Linked DNA regions of Homo sapiens: region 1 is linked to region 2. A link is an interaction called in ENCODE POLR2A ChIA-PET data of the cell type or tissue named here. Cell type or tissue: HepG2. All regions are shown on one strand. Links, peaks and the distances in the headings refer to the core of each region. The heading gives the core; the rest is flanking DNA.

Evidence for each region. Peaks named below come from ENCODE experiments on the same cell type or tissue, not always from the same donor. Only the 100,000 strongest peaks of a DNase experiment are listed, where the experiment ranks them.
Region 1: POLR2A ChIA-PET joins it to region 2 with 5 read pairs; 2 of 35 experiments call an interaction of 5 or more read pairs at or near these places.

The regions. Positions count from the first base shown.
Region 1 is chr16:78,479,562-78,482,490 of GRCh38, reverse strand. All of the region lies in intron 8 of WWOX (WW domain containing oxidoreductase), which reads right to left. It overlaps WWOX-AS2 (WWOX antisense RNA 2), which reads left to right. Exons shown (of 2, transcript XR_007065129.1): 2 at 1-2,929. Among named protein-coding and RNA genes, the nearest start is that of WWOX-AS2, 19 kb to the left of the region's middle. In HepG2, for the core only: no CTCF peak of the experiment used is centred there; a DNase peak (open chromatin) is centred at 1,700.
Region 2 is chr16:78,419,254-78,422,182 of GRCh38, reverse strand. The region is part of intron 6 of WWOX (WW domain containing oxidoreductase); the gene reads right to left. Among named protein-coding and RNA genes, the nearest start is that of WWOX-AS2, 79 kb to the left of the region's middle. RefSeq lists an enhancer at 275-1,008. In HepG2, for the core only: no CTCF peak of the experiment used is centred there; no DNase peak of the experiment used is centred there.

The sequences.
Region 1 (2,929 bases), core at 282-2,781, 60 kb before region 2:
AGCACTTTCGGAGGCCAAGGCAGTCAGATCACCTGAAGTGAGGAGTTCGAGGCCAGCATGGCTAACATGGTGAAACCTGGTGTCTAACTAAAAATACAAAAATTAGCCAGCTATGGTGGTGCATGCCTGTAGTCCTGACTACTACGGAGGCCGAGGAAGGAGAATCGACAGAGGTTGCAGTGAGCCAAGATCGCGCCACTGCACTCTAGCCTGGCCAAAAGAGCAAGACTCTGTCTCAAAAAATAATAAAAAAAATTATGGAGTTATTTGACATTGGGATAAAAAGCAAGTGACCTCCTTCAACCTCTGCTTCACTAATGAGGGCTGTGGAACTGTGATGTAAAAAGACATGAAGCCATCTGACCCACCATTCCACCTAAATAAATGTATAATATCCACCTATTCCCCAGAATAGGTGGGACCATAACAAGCACATTCTAAGTTATTCTTTAGAAACAGATTTCTTAAGTCCTTGAAATGTGTATGAAAGCAAAACCTATCAGAAATGCAGACAGCTAGGCAGCTCAGCCTTAACCAAGGATGTGAGAAAGTTACGAAATCTTTGGGTAAGGAAAGGTTCTCTCTCTGCAGAAAAGTTATTTATTTTATTTTAAAGCTCCAGCCCCAAGAAGATTAATAGAAAAGGTTCATAGATATGTGTTATGTCTTCACAGTTTTCACAAACACAGCTCTTATCACATCCACAGTACACATGCAGGCGCGCGCACACACACACACACACACACACACACACACACACACACACTTCCCTTGCCCTGAGCAAAAGTCATAGCATTCTTGAAACAGTTCTGGCAAATACAGCCAAATTGTTGGGAAAACATTCTTTTTTTTTTTCACAATTCCATCAACTAGGCTCAGTGTACCACGTGCTGATATCAGGATGTACTTGAAAATATTTTAAATCCCTTTAAATTAAGGGGTGGTGGGAGGTGAGGGATGACTCTCCCAGGGCTAATGATAAACAAACGAACATCCTGCAAAGTTCCCATCAAAACTTCAGCATCTATGCCATGACTCTTTCAATCAATGACTTTTTTCCCCATTTATGAAACCTTTTATTTCAGGATTTTCACCTCTATTGAAAGGATATCCTTCTAGTAGGCAGAGGATAAACAGAGTAGACCTCAGCTGAGCACTGAAAACCAAGAGAGACAGAGGCCACAGAGTCTTTTTAAAATCCAAGAGGCTCCAAGCTGCTTTGAACTGTCTTGAGTTGATGGAAGTACGCTTTCATCAGTTAGAAAAATTAAGGGCATACGCCTCAAAAGATGTCTACTTATTTACAAATTATAAACTTGGATCATTCTATTAGCTACTACCTCCAGGAATGGTATAGGTTAAAGCAATGTTCATCTTTAAAAATAATGCATGCAATTTCAAATTTCTCTTTGCTAATTTAGATTTTTGTTTTTCCATTGACCACTTCTGATCAAACTGTGATTGTGTTTACTTTGCACAAGATGAAGGGCTTTTATTAGGAGTAGGTGAAGTACCAATCCTGCTCTTTTCTTACTATTTGCTATTCTAAGAACTATATCCAAACACTGATCTTTTTGCACAAATGTTTGTAAGTCTCTTGTTCATTCTGTGACGGTTGCTTTAGTTCAGACCACATAATCTGATGTCTCAATCCATCCAACTAAGCACACATGCAAAACTACAATACATTTCAAAGCTAAAGTCCACAAGGAGCAAAGGTTCCAACATGGACCCTCTCCCTGGGGAAATGGCCAGCCTGACTTTGGAATGTACTGCATACTGCACACAATTCCTGACCATCAGAGGACTGGAGAGGGTACCTGTGTCAGTGCATCTGTGTACTATCTGTAAAAAATAACATTTTTAAATTGAGAGCCAATATGCTTACATTGAAAAGTACGGGACCCTGAAAGTGGCTACTGAGCTGGAATCCCTACTCTGCCACCTCTTTTCTTAGCACATCTCTTTCCTCATCTGTGAAATATGGACAACAATAGTCCTATTTCAAAGAATATTTGAAAGGACAGTACATGTAAATATATGCAAAACACTTAAAACAGTACCTGCCACCCAATAAATGTGTTGAGATGTTTAATAATAAATGAAAGAGTTTAATGGATAAACAGAAGTTATAATGTTTCCTCTCGGAACCCAAGTGGTTCATCCTTCACACTTTGGGGACTAATGCTTTAAAGCAGATGTATCCAAAAGAGCATTCTACTATGGTAGAAATGTTCTATATCGGTGCTACCCAATATGGTAGCCAATAACCACATCTGGCTACTGAAGATTTGAAATGTGGCTGCTATTTCAGAGCAATTGAACTTTTAATTTTAATTAATTTACATTTTAATAGTCACACGTGGCTACCATATTGGACAGTGAAGCTCCAGAAGCTTCACTATTTCTGACACTCCATAGGACCCAGCACAATTCTGTAATCCACCTAGTTGCCTTCGAGAAGGTATGACTGCTTCAGTGAGAACAAGCTAGCCTGAGTTTCTGGAGTGTAAAGCCATGGAATCCTCACCTTTACACTCCCTTTCTCTTGTCTCTTAGATGCTCCATTGTCATTGGTTCCTCCTTCCCAGGAGGGGGCAGTGAACAATGCAGCCCCGCTGGGTCAACATTATTGGAGGCCTCTACTTGGTGCCAGCCTCAGCCTGGCTTTCATTCATAGTTTGGGTCTTGAATCTTATCTTGGAAAACTCCATGAATCCTGCCTTTGACCACTGTCTAGACTCCCAGGCCAGAGGCTGTCACTATATTTCGTGTCCTGGCCCTTGTTCCCAATTTGTAGAGGGCTGTCCATATTCTACAGATGAACCTCCATGTCAATCATTCCTATAACAGTTTCCTCCTTGGAGGCAACGAGAGCAGTGACAGTCTATTCTAGGGAATGGGACATGTCTTATCTCCATTTTCACTA
Region 2 (2,929 bases), core at 146-2,645:
AAAGAGTTCTTACAAATCTATGAGACAAACACGTATCTTCTTAAGAGTCTAACAGAAACAGTGGCAGACATTAGAAATTTTATAAAGGTAGATTACAAATAACCATTGCAATATTTAACACGTCCAACTACACTAGTAGTAAATATTAAAATATTTTCTATCAAATTAGCATATTTATTCATACTATTATATTTGTATTATCTTGTATAAAGTTGGTGGGAATATATATTCCTGCACCCTGGATATTAAGTTGAAAACATGTATCATGAGAATTGAAAGATTCACATTATTTCACCAAGTAATCCTGTTTCCAAGCAATAAAGCATGTATGTAGCAGGGGCAGCAAAAATTGCACAGTTAATATCATGAGGGAGAAGTATTTTATCATTGATAATGTTTAGAATTGTCAGCACATGACTGTAAAAAGCAGATCAAGTTTTAGCCAGCTTTACTGTTGTTTTTCCATTCTATATAAAATGCTTCCCCATTTTACCTGCATCTGGGGCAGACCATTCCCATAGCAACCTCCCATCCTTTTCATATGCCACTGCTTTATAGTGGGTTGAATGGTAGGAATCTGTGAGTTGAATGGTACCTCCCATCCCATTGCTTCCATAGTGAGTTGAATGGTAGGGATCTGTGAATGCGACCTTATTTGGAAAAAGGGTCTTCGCAAATGTGATTAAGTCCCACATCTTAAAATGAGATCATCTTGGATTAAGGTGGGCCTTAAATCCAATGACAGGCCTATCCTTACAAAACAGAAGGGGAGAAGGAACACCCACAGAGAAGGAGATGGAAAGACAGAGGCAGAGATTAGACTGACTAAGATAAAAGCCAAGAAATTCCAAGGGTGGCTGGCAGTCATGGGAAGCTAGGAGAAAGGCATGGAACAGATGCTCCTTCCAGCCTCCAGAAGGAGCCAACGCTGCAAACCACTTGATTTCAGATGTTTGGTCTCTGAAACTGTAAGAGAGTAAAATTCTGTTGTTTTGAGGCACTCCATCTGTGGTAATTTGTTATAATAGCTTTAGAAAACTAATATAGCTTCCAAGATTATTTCCTAATATTCAAAATTCATATAAACGTTTATGCCCAAGAATCCATAATGACATGTCAACTAAAATTATAAAATTACATATGAACTAGAAGCAATCTAACATCCAACAACAGAGAAGTGGATAAATAATGATTAAGCCAGAGGTTCCCAAACTTTCTCAATTTAATTGAAAAAGCAGGAAATTAAAATTAATATGTGTGATTCATACCCCATACCCCACGAAAAGATTTCCAGATATACAGTCAGGATTACTTTTTTTCCTATTTCCTGTTTATGGTTTTTGGTATTTTCCAACTTTTCTACAATAAGCATTAGCTAATTTATTAAAGAACTTTACTGAAATATAATGCACATACCATAAAATCTACCTATGTATACTGTACAGCTGTTTTAGTATACTCAAATAATTGTACAACCATAACTACATTCTAATTTTATAGCACTTTTTTAACTCAAAAAAAAAAAAAAAAATTAGCAATCACTAGCCACCCTCTATCTACCTACACTCTTATTCCCAAAACACCATCAGTGTACTTTCTGTCCTATAGATTCGCCTATTCCGGACATTTTATATACTAAATGGAACCATACAATACGTAGTCTTTTGTGACTGGCTTCTGTCCCTTGGCATGATGTTTGCAGGGTTCATCCATGTTGTAGCATATATCAGTAATCCATTTCTTTTTAATGGGCAAATAATATTCCATTATATGAATATACCACGCTTTGTTTATCCATTCACCAATGATGGATATTTGGATTGTTTCCATTTATTGGCTATTAGGAATATCACTACTATGTACATTCATTTGTAAGATGCTATGGAAATGCATGTTTTCATTTCTCTTCAAGATACATCTAGGAGTGGGATTATTGGGTCATATGGTAATTCAATGTTTAACTTTTTGAATAATGGCCAAACTGTTTTCCAGTTTGGCCATACAATTTTACATTTCCGCCAGGACTGTATTTGAACTTTCATCTCTCCATGTGTTTGTAAGTATTTGTTATCTGACTTTTTTATTTTAGCCATCCTAGCAATAAGTGGAATCTCATTGTGGCTTTCATTTGCATTTCCCTAATGAGATTGAACATCTTTTATGTATTCATTGGCAATTTGTGTATCATATTTGGAGGAATATCTATTTAGATCTTATGCTCATTTTTTAAATGAGTTTTCATTATTGAATTGTAAAAGTTCTTTATTCTAGATACAAATCCCTTATTTAATATTTAATTTGTAAGTATTTCCCCCATTCTGTAGGTCATCTGTACACTTTCGTGATGGTATCATTTGCAGCACAAACACTTTTCATTCTGGATCATTCTGGATATCTTTTTTTCTTTTGTCACTTGTGCTGTCAGGGTTGTATCCAAGAAATCATTGTCTAAGCCAAAATCAGAAAAATATACCCCTATGTTTGCTTCTAAGAGTTGTATAGTTTTAGCTCTTACATTTAAGTCTCTGACCCTTTTTTTTTTTTTTTTTTTTTTTTTGCTATTTTTTGCTGTGTAGTTTATGCAAGTGTGATCTAATCTCATTCTTTTGCATGGGGCTATCCAGTGGTTCTAGCATCACTGTTGAAAAGACTATTTTGAATTGTCTTGGCATCCTTGCTGAAAATCAATTCACAATATGCATGGATTCATTTCTGGACTCTCAAGTCTATTTTATTATCTATAGATCTATTCTTATGCCAATATGACACTGTCTTTATTACTAAGGATTTATAGAAAGTTTTGAAATTGAGAAATGGAAGCCCTCCAACACTCTTCTTTTTCAAGCTTGTTTTGGTTATTCAGGTTCCTTTGCATTCATATACAAAATGTAGGATCAGCTTTTCAATTTCTGTAAAAAAGTCAACTGAA